Linked DNA regions of Homo sapiens: regions 1 and 2 are each linked to region 3. Evidence: chromatin contacts called from ENCODE Hi-C or POLR2A ChIA-PET data. All regions are on one chromosome and are shown on one strand. The core of a region is the stretch at or near the end of the contact, and the rest is flanking DNA. Distances in the headings are between cores, read along the strand shown.

Region 1 (3,403 bases), core at 162-2,661, 390 kb before region 3:
CTATTTATGAAGAACAAGAGGTGAATAGCACTGTCCTTGCTGTGCACACTCATATTCCTCTGAAGCCCCTTTGATACAATAACTCAGCTGGTTCTGTCTTCCTCTCAGAGCATGGAATCTCTCCTGCCAATGGGGGGACTGTGTGGTTTGAAAAAGCTCCTGTAGGTGGTTCTGATTCAGAACACCCCACCCATCCAGCACTGGATTGAGAACTAGGGGTCAAAAGGCACACTGAACGGTAGACGTGAGGCTTCCTACGTCTCCTATTTCACAGACTTTATGGAAAAGCAGGTTTGGAAATGAATGAACCCAGGATGAAAATTTAAGTCTCTATAAAATATTTTTCATCTACAAAGAAACAACTTTTTCCTCTACCAAAGTTATTTCAGATACATGTGTCTTCATTATGGTCATCTGGGTATTTGTAAGGAATACCACATCCCTTGCATTTCAGGTGTGTTGTGAATTAAAGATTACATTATTTTCCTTTTATCCTTATCATCTCCAAACCTCCTACACAACAATTGCAAAAGAAGTAATACTGCAAACTCTCAAGTCTGTTGTGAGGATTAATTTACTTAGATTACATAAGATATTTAAAACAATAAAAGGTGCTTAATGTATAAAACCTATTATCATAGTTAACTTTTCTTTTAGTCTTATGGCTACATTGTGTAGTAAATATTGTATAATCTGCATTGCATAGTCATACAAAAATGTCATCTTCACAGTACATTTCTAATAACCTGGAAAGCATTCTGTCATTTTCTTAATATTGGCATGATTCTTGGGTTTGGTTAAAAGGGATTAGAAGAGATTCATTCTCCCCATCTCTACTAAAAATACAAAAAAATTAGCCGGGCCTGGTGGCGGGCGCCTGTAGTCCCAGCTACTTGGGAGGCTGAGGCAGGAGAATGGCGTGAACCTGAGAGGCGGAGCTTGCAGTGAGCCGAGATCACGCCACTGCACTCCAGCCTGGGCGACAGAGCAAGACTCTGTCTCAAAAGAAAAAAAAAAAAAAGAAGAAGAAGAAGAGATTCATTCTGTGTTTGGTCTCTTTTCTCCCCTGTTTGAATTTGTCACAGCCCTTTCCCTATACTGAATCTGATTGCTAGGAAACAGTCCGTTGTGAAATATGTCTCAATGTTACACTTATTTGCAATATATTCAGCTTTACTCCATGCTCTGGCATTGTTCTAATGAGATCAATGTATTGCCAAACTGAGTCACTGGTTCCTTCCCTTCTTCCAAAGAAAACAACGGCAATTCCAAGGAATTCTTTTCTTTGTTAGTTTTTAGCCTCCTATTTCATTTCTATTATAAATAGCATCAATTATCTGATGTGTAGCTGACAGAGAAGTTTGCCTCCCATGAATCATTTCATTCAGCTGATTCGGCAAAACATTTGACCATGAACGTGCATGCGTGTGTGTGTGCACAGACTCCAGTGCCTGAGTTTTCGTATAAACTAGATAAAGTCCATTTGTCTCCAGATTAATGATAAACAAGATTAAGAACACAGTTTCTAAGTTTTGTTTCATTTGGGCCTTCTCGAGCTGCATTTAGCCGATACTAAGTTATAATGACCTTTGGAAAGTTCACAAGTTTCCAGGGGTCCAGGATAGTAATTAGCTCTTAATTGTAAAAACAAGTGCTGCTGAAGAACATAAGGTCATAGGAAAATCAGGAATCAGGACTTTGTACAGAAAAAAAAAAGTGAATAAAATAATGTTTATTCATTTATGAATCACTCAGTCATGATTTTCTTTTTATAATATCATCGAAAGAAATAAAATGCCTTGTGTTTAAATTTTCACTATGCTTGTATTTCAGCCTCATCAAGAGATACTACCCCTGATCTTTTCATTTCACTTTCCTCGGGTCTGCCTAAACTCAGTGTCTCTCCTAGAAAACCACCCAACTCATGAAAAACTGTTTGTAAGAAAATGTTCTCAACACAAAGAAATAATAAAGGTTTGAGATGATAAATATGCTAATTACCCTGATCTGATCACTATACATGATATGTATGAAAACATCACTATGTACCTTGTAAAATTATTATACGTCAATTAAAAAAAGGGAAAATGTGTTGTGCTTAATTATAATAAGAAAATTTAAACAGATTGATGAGAATTCAAAGTTTTCACTGATGTGAATATTAGTTAACAGGAAAAAAGAACTCATAAAAACTGTTCCATACTTGTTTTACCCCAAAATGTTAATCCATGCTGTTATAGATACCCTGTGAGACACACAAATGCTTTTCCAACTCATTGATTTCAAATCAAAGGGCAAAATATACATTAGTAATGATGATATGCCAAAACGCTCCTTAATGTGAACATCAGTATTTACGTTTTAATGTCAGTTACAAAGATCCCTGGGCGGGCGCGGTGGCTCACACCTGTAATTCCAGCACTTTCGAAGGCCGAGGCTGGTGGATCATGAGGTCAGGAGATCGAGACCATCCTGGCTAACACAGTGAAACCCCGTCTCTACTAAAAATACAAAAAATTAGCCGGGCTTGGTCGTGGGTGCCTGTAGTCTCAGCTACTTGGGAGGCTGAGACAGGAGAATGGTGTGAACCCGGGAGGCGGAGCTTGCAGTGAGCTGAGACAGCGCCACTGCACTCCAGCCTGGGCAACAGAGCGAGACTCCGTCTCAAAAAAAAAAAAAAAAAAAAAAAAAAAAAAATCCCTAAGCAGAGATTTGGGATCCTTTATATTCATGAATCTTTAATTCAGGAGTTCAAGATACCACAAACCGGCCGAGTGTGGTGGCTCATGCCGGTAATCCCAGCACTTTGGAAGGCCAATGCAGGTGGATCACTAGAGCCCTGGAGTTAGCCTGGGCAACATGGGGAAACCCCCCGTCCCTACAAAAAACTACAAAAGTTAGCCAGGCGTGATGGCATACGCCTGTAGTCCCGGCTACTCAGGAGGCTGGGAGGACGGCTTGAGTCCAGAAGGTGGAGGTTATAGTAAGCCGTGAACATGCCACTGCACTCCAGCACGTGCAACAGAGCAAGACCCTCTCCTCTTCCTCTCTCACAAAAAAAAAAAAAGAAATCACAGAACTATATTACTGCATATTTGTTTGTGTACAATTTACTTTTAATGTGACAACTTCTAGTTTCCCAATAAACTGAAATCCTACACTGAAAAAATAAATCCAGTAACTCACAATTATGTGTTTTGGCTGGCCAAGCATGTTTATCATTTTAAAATAAAATACAGTGTTGCAAAAACAGTTGTAGTAGCTTGGCAATTGTGTTTCAGTACTGTAATGCATGGGTATCAGAAGAGATTGGGCAGATTTCAGCACATTAAGTTACATTTTATTATAGTTCATTACATTTAAGAAAAAATTAACTGAAAATGCCATTTTTCTTGTTATCAGC
Region 2 (3,072 bases), core at 309-2,808, 310 kb before region 3:
ATGGTTGTCGGATTTCCTTGGAACTTGAAGATGGGCAGAGGGTGCTTTCATAGTTACTGACAAGGTAATGTCAGGAGCACTCATTTCCCTGACTCTGGAGATGAAAGCAAACAAAAACAAAAACAATAAGCAGTTTATATTGGGCCAACCATCTGTGGTTAAGGAGAAAGGCCAAGCAATGACTACAGCTTCCCAGCCCAAACAGGCTCCAGGAAAGAGGGCTCAGTTCACAGGCTGGGAATATGGACAGCCAGAGACACTAAGGCCGGTTATGAGCTTTCATGAATCTGAGCTGGAGCCTCATCTGCCTGTTTTGCATTTCAGACAGGAGGAGGCAGTGTGGATGAGACTGTCAGAACTGGCAGCATTTCCCCTTGCAACTCCACAACTTATTTGCTGAGTGACCTTGAGCAAGCTCCTTAACCTCTGAGAGGCTTCAATTCTCTACCTGTGAAACAGAACCAGCAACATTTCATTAAAAGTTAAGGAACCTGGAGCATAATGACATTTCTCTATTAGAGCTTTCTCGGCTTGCCCCTTGGTAATTTTTGCCTTTCAGCACCTTTCTGGAAAGAAATGAAATGAGTAGTGTCTTCTTGTGAATAGGTGTCTTTTATAGAGTTATGGAAAAAATAATTCCCTTGCCCCGGCACCTTTCTTTCGTTGCTAGTTGTGCCACTGACTTGTTGCATATCCTGGATCCAGTCAGTTTTCTTTTCCTTGCCACTAGACCAACACTAGATCTTATAGCAGCCCCCATATACAAATGATTTCCACAGGATCCTCATGCTGCGTGTTCTCAGGCTCCTGATAGTGAGTGTTGAACCATCAGGCCATTCAGAGTTCACTGAATATGACTTTTGCAATAAAGATTAGATCCTAATAATCCCTGCTCACAACACGATTACTAGCTAATCCGTCCCAGTCGAGGGTTTCTTTTCTCCTTTGAGTCACAAGGAATCCTTATTACATGAAAGATGAAAACATGAAATGCCTATCAGAGATATCACCACATGCACCGCCCCCCGAACCAGGCCGTGGGGTCGGTCAACGAGTTCTCCCTGTGGTTTGGATGCTGACACCTGAGTGACTCCCCTCATGAGCTCAGAAGCAGAGAGAGGGAACTGTTTTCAGAGCAGAGAGGTGGCTTAGAGGAAACATGTACAGGACTTGGCAAAGAACCTGACTCCATGTGAATGCTCACTCCGTGTGAAATTGTTCTTATTATAGTGATTTGTGGGGAAGAAATAACCAAGGAGGGAAATAAACAACCACAGTGACAAGATAAAGGAAGAAACCTAGGCCCTAGAAAGGAAAGTTTTCTAGGCTGATTTCTACCCCTGAAATGCACCCATCGACTCTTCTGGAAACTCAACTGTGCCTCCCACCTCTGAGGTCAGCCCCTCCCGGGGCTAACTGCAGCCCAAGCAAGCCCCCGTGGCAGGAGTGTGGCAGGGGCCTTCAGCTCACCCACCTCTGCTCTCTGAACATGGCACAACGAGCCTGTCAGACCACTTGCAGCCCTGCTATTTGATCTTATCGGGCCCTGTCAGGGAGGTGAAGTGCATGCGTCAAGAAGTTCGTGCCTGTTCATCATTGTGGTTGCCCCGAAGTGGAGCAGGCAAGGTAACACTTGAAGCCATTTTTGCAGAGAATTGCACAAACAGCAGCGGGTGTCATAGACTCAGTGGTTCCACTTCGGATCGAGAAAACACCCACAGAATGGTAGAGGCTGCTAAAGAAACACCACAAAACACAGAGCAACATATACTCATGCACACACACCAGAGCAGTGTGAACCAAAGCCCCGGGCAGGAGGACGTGCTGTGTGCCAACAAAAAACAAAAGGGGAGATGCATTATTTGTTTTGGGGTAGAAAGGTTGCGGGACTGAGGCTCTGCTGCAGACAGATGGGCGCTACACTTATTTGTTGGGTGGCAGAAAAGTTGGGGGACTGAGGCTCTGCTGCAGATGGGTGGGCACTGTATGACTTTCTTTGAGGAAGGCACTTCTGAGAGTGAGAAAAAAAAACAACTGATAGTTCTTGGAGCTTGAAACTGAGAGTTTCTACTATGGAGAATTGAAAACAATTTCCTTCTGAGGGAGAAGGTAGATGGAGCAAGGGAAGTCCAAATTAGGCCCCTTTTGGAGGTAATAGATATTTTCAATCTGCTAAGCAGTGAAGCAGGCAGAAACTGACAATTGTTATAATTATTCTTGTATAAAGTAAATAAGATTTTTCTCAAAGGAGAAAGCACCTGTTGATTTGGCTAAGTTAAGCATTAGAAACACCTGAACTTACCGTTACACATTCTTCAATTTGGCAAATGCAATACAAGAGTGAATGAGACAAACCTTGACTTGTTCTCATATAATTTATTATCTAGTAGAAGAAGACATTAAGGAAACAGACACTGAAATATATAATTATGAATTATGATTTGTGTTTTGAAGAGAGTGTTCAGTGTTTATGAGACAGAATATCTGTTTTTACCTAGAAGTTTGATTGTCTATTCAATACGCATTTTAAAAGTAGTTATTCCATGTAAAATTGTAGGGATATACAGGAATTATTGATATATGATCTTTACTTTCCAAGAGCTCAAAACCTTTTAAGGGACTCAGGCACGCTGATAGATAAATAGTAGTATTTAAAAGTAGAAATAAGGCCAGGCGCGGTGGCTCATGCCTGTAATGCCAGCACTTTGGGAGGCTGAGGTGGGTGGATCACCTGAGGTTGGGAGTTTGAGACCAGCCTGACCAACATGAAGAAACCCTGTCTCTACTAAAAATACAAAATTAGCCAGGCGTGGTGGCGCATGCCTGTAATCCCAGCTACTCTCAGGAGGCTGAGGCAGGAGAAACGCTTGAACCAAAGAGGTGGAGGTTGCAGTGAGCCGAGAGTGTGCCATTGCACTCCAGCCTGGGCAACAAGAGCAAAACTCCGTCTCAAAAAAACAAAACAAAACAAAAACAACAACAAATAAAAGTAGAAATGAGAGATTTATCACGAAATTATTCTAAAACCTACATTTTTTCTAGAAAAAATATGAATAGGCTTTGTGCTATATA
Region 3 (3,323 bases), core at 225-2,724:
CCTGACCCTTCTCCTTTTGCTTCCTACTCCTAGTTTTCCCCCTTCCGCAAAGAAAAGAGTTCTAAACCAGATCACAGTAAGACCTTAGGGATGAAAGTAGCCATCCCCTTCTGAAGGTGTTTGCATTCTACAGAATGGAAGGATTCTGGCCAGGGCTGCAGCAGGTAGTGGTGAGCATGAAGCCAGGAAGGCTAAGATCAAAATCGGGGACCCTGCGGGAGATTGGAGGGGACTTCTGAGTGTACCTCACATTCCATCAGATAGGCCCTAATCATTTTGCCAAAGGGAGGGATTTGAGGGGATCATAGCAAAGGTTCTCTTATCAGGACAGCCCCAGGAAGCCCTGCAAAGGTGAGGAGAGACAGCCAATGAAGGATGAAGCTGTGTGAATTTTAGCTTCAGCCTCAGGTTCTGCTCAGCAAAAGTGGAAGATCTGGTCATTTATAGACTCCTGGACTTAAATCAAAAGAGCCAGAACCTCGACATAGCGACTCCAGGAGCTAGGTGACACTGAAGTCACCTTACCCCTCCATATCCTGTAAAACAGGGATGATCACAAGAGAAAGTTGTGGAGCTGAAATGGGCTGATGCACTCGAAGGCTTTTTCACTCAGAGACGGTCAGAAGACATTTGCCAGATGATTTCCAGATGTGTCAGAATGGGGAGCACTCTCTTTTGAGCAGGATAGCTCTCTCCCACACTTAATGTATGCCTGAGAGGAGAGAGAGAGACAAAGAATGATCAGACTGTACACCATTTGTGGACAAAGGGTCATCATAGGGCTTTGACAATTCTCCAAGAGCACTGGTTCCACATAGAAGCTGGCTTCACAGGCTGGCATTGGGATTAGGCCAGAGGTCAGATAGTAGGTGTGGCAAGGCCCCAGGTGGGCTAAGGCTGGCCATGGAGACAGGTGGGCTTTCCTGTTGAATGCTTCCAGGGAAGTCATGCCGTCTGGAACCTCAGATTTGGCAAATCAGCAAAGGAAAATTGGTCGCAATTATTTTCCAGGGCTTCCATGCTCTCTGATGTGTTAGATCCTTGTTAGCATTAACCAGAGTTAAACATTTGTTTTATTCTGTGGATGGAGAGACAGGTTTTAGAACACCTTCCCTGACAAGGTTAAGGTTGCAGGTTCTGAAAATTATCTCCGGTCTCCAAAGTTTTTGTATTTCAGTGTCTTTGGTGCTTTTTTGTTTTGTTCTATTTTGAAGTAACTTTATAGTTTTTGTTTGTTGTTTTTTTTTTTTAAGTACAGATATGTTGAGCACAGAAAAAAAAAAAAAAAAAAACATTGCAATAACCTTGACTTCTGAAAAGTCCTCTCATTCTTCCAGGGGAGGAATTTTGTTTTTCAGGAACTGTTTTTTCATAAAGACAAAAGTCTTAGCAGTTTGGATTTCGGCCTTTGAGTTTTTCTTTTCATCATGTGTAATTTCAAATTGTACTGAGGTCCTTCCTCCTGGAACCTAGCGAATACAGCTCAATGGCGCCCCCTGAAGGCCAACGTAGAGGGGTACAGTAAAAGAGGATAAAATGAGGAACCTCCAGCCCTCCGTATCCGACCAGCCAAGACAAACCACCATCTAGGCCCAAAGGCAGGTTAGCGTGTGGCAAAACCCAATAGCTGCATTCAAAACCCAGTTCTGACAACAACAAGCTATTTCTGCATGTTCCCACATAGTTGAGAAGAGATTGAGCTTTGGCATAAAACAGGTCAAAGGCCTTGGATTGAATTCCAGCACAGACAAGTTACTTAATCTCTCTAACTCACTTTCTCTTTCTGTATAATGTAGAATACAAAGTGATTTTTTTAATTGCTTACTATGTGCAGGCTTTGTCCTAAGTGTTTAGCATGTGTTAGCTCATTTAGTTCTTGCTAAAACCCTCTAGTTTGTGTGCTATTAGTACCCACTTTGTACAAATAAGAAAACTAGGGCCTGGAGTGAGTCAGAAGCCTTCACAGCTGCTAACTGAAAAAAACAGGGCTGAACGCATGTGGTGCAGTCCGGAGCCTGGACTCACCGCCACATGTCACACTGATGCCCATACTTACCAGGTGGGACCACCGTGAGGACTAGAAAGAGAAATGTCAACCACATAGCCCTGGACTGGCACAGAATAAATGCCCAACAAATAATAGCCATAATTATTCCCATTCTTGGTCGACCACCTTAATAAAAGCTACCATAGAGGCAGGGAATCAGTAAGAAGAGATGACTAAGAGGATGCTTACTGCATGTAGGAAAATCAGTTAATGCTCGTGTGACTGGCTTATTTCCCTTTGCATACTGTCCTTCAGGTCCATCCATGTTGTCACATATGGCACGATTTTCATTTTTTTTTAAGGCCGAGTAATATTCCACTGTCTGTATCTACCCATTTTCTTTATTCGCCCATTGATGAACATTTAGGTTGTTTCCACATCTTAGCTCATCTTGACAGTGCTACAATGAACATGAGCATGTTAATATTTCTCCAAGATCATGATTTCAATTCTTTTGGATAAATACCTAAAAGTGGAATGGCTGGATCCTATATTAGTTCTGTTTTCCTCTTTTTGAGGAACCTCCCTACTGTTTTCCATAGCGGCTATACCATTTTACATTCCCACCATCTGCGCCAGAGTTCGAATTTCTCCACATCCTCACCAACACTTTTTATCTTTTGTTCTTTTGATAACAGCCATCCTCACTATTGTAAGGTGATATCTCATTATGGGGAAAAATTATATGAAAAGGAAGCATCAAATTAATAGGCAAGAAAACCAGTACATAGTATTTGGACAGTTGGCATATTACTTAAAAATTATGTATGAATCCAAAAAATTAATTAACTCTTACTATATTAGTATTCTGATTGTTGACATTAACCTGTAACAATAGGAGAAAAAGTTAGTTCAGGAATCACTTCCCAATTACATCTGTTACAAATGCAAGGAGAAACAAATACAAGGAGAAACTCCTTTGCATACAATATTTTAAAGAAAAGGACAGGTGAGTTTTGGGATGCGAGGAGAGGGGCAAGAAACTGTCTTCTGTGTGGAGAGGGATCTTGAAACATATCTTCCAATGGGAGGCCAAATGCAGGGGGGCATTGCTTTCAAGAAACTAAAGGTCCTGAGTGCCTCCCAGGATAGCAGTTAATGAGCATGAGCTGGGTTTTCAAGAAGTCTGAATCTATTCAACTACAAAGTAGCTTCCTTCAACTGTAGCAGCCTTGAGAACTTGTGTTCTGCACCTACAGAGACCCCTTCTGCCCAAATACTGGTGGTGCAATGCAGCCAACCGCTGCATCTCCCAAAAGATGCCGGGAAAGAGGCA

Evidence for each region. Hi-C counts contacts between places; a loop is a spot of excess contacts on that map. ChIA-PET counts read pairs that join two places held with the same protein, here RNA polymerase II (POLR2A). Pooled maps may share reads with other maps.
Region 1: a pooled map shows a loop between it and region 3 (3-fold over the local background). The contact joins two enhancer-like sites. A Hi-C loop is called at or near these places in 5 of 50 pooled maps. POLR2A ChIA-PET finds 5 or more read pairs at or near these places in 2 of 52 experiments (Panc1 and activated CD4-positive, alpha-beta T cell).
Region 2: a loop to region 3 is called in a map of natural killer cell, with 9 times the contacts of the local background. The contact joins two enhancer-like sites. A Hi-C loop is called at or near these places in 12 of 168 maps with a recorded cell type or tissue (B cell, CD4-positive, alpha-beta memory T cell, IMR-90 and 8 more), 7 of 37 single-sample maps with no recorded cell type and 17 of 50 pooled maps. POLR2A ChIA-PET finds 5 or more read pairs at or near these places in 12 of 52 experiments (AG04450, CD4-positive, alpha-beta T cell, CD4-positive, alpha-beta memory T cell and 7 more).

What each region holds. Positions count from the first base shown.
Region 1 is chr11:128,239,445-128,242,847 of GRCh38, forward strand. LINC02098 (long intergenic non-protein coding RNA 2098) reads left to right here. Exons shown (of 4, transcript NR_146647.1): 4 at 1,834-1,997. Among named protein-coding and RNA genes, the nearest start is that of LINC02098, 32 kb to the left of the region's middle. Within about 2 kb of position 1,412, at least 2 of the 41 ENCODE cell types and tissues checked have a DNase peak (open chromatin) inside an H3K27ac peak, as active enhancers do.
Region 2 is chr11:128,323,238-128,326,309 of GRCh38, forward strand. All of the region lies in intron 1 of LOC124902787 (a long non-coding RNA gene), which reads right to left. Among named protein-coding and RNA genes, the nearest start is that of LINC02098, 120 kb to the left of the region's middle. RefSeq lists an enhancer at 987-2,121. Within about 2 kb of position 1,559, at least 6 of the 41 ENCODE cell types and tissues checked have a DNase peak (open chromatin) inside an H3K27ac peak, as active enhancers do; they include CD4-positive, alpha-beta T cell, CD8-positive, alpha-beta T cell and natural killer cell, where a contact is called at or near this core.
Region 3 is chr11:128,629,062-128,632,384 of GRCh38, forward strand. No RefSeq gene overlaps it. Among named protein-coding and RNA genes, the nearest start is that of ETS1, 43 kb to the left of the region's middle. Within about 2 kb of position 1,475, at least 12 of the 41 ENCODE cell types and tissues checked have a DNase peak (open chromatin) inside an H3K27ac peak, as active enhancers do; they include CD4-positive, alpha-beta T cell, CD8-positive, alpha-beta T cell and natural killer cell, where a contact is called at or near this core.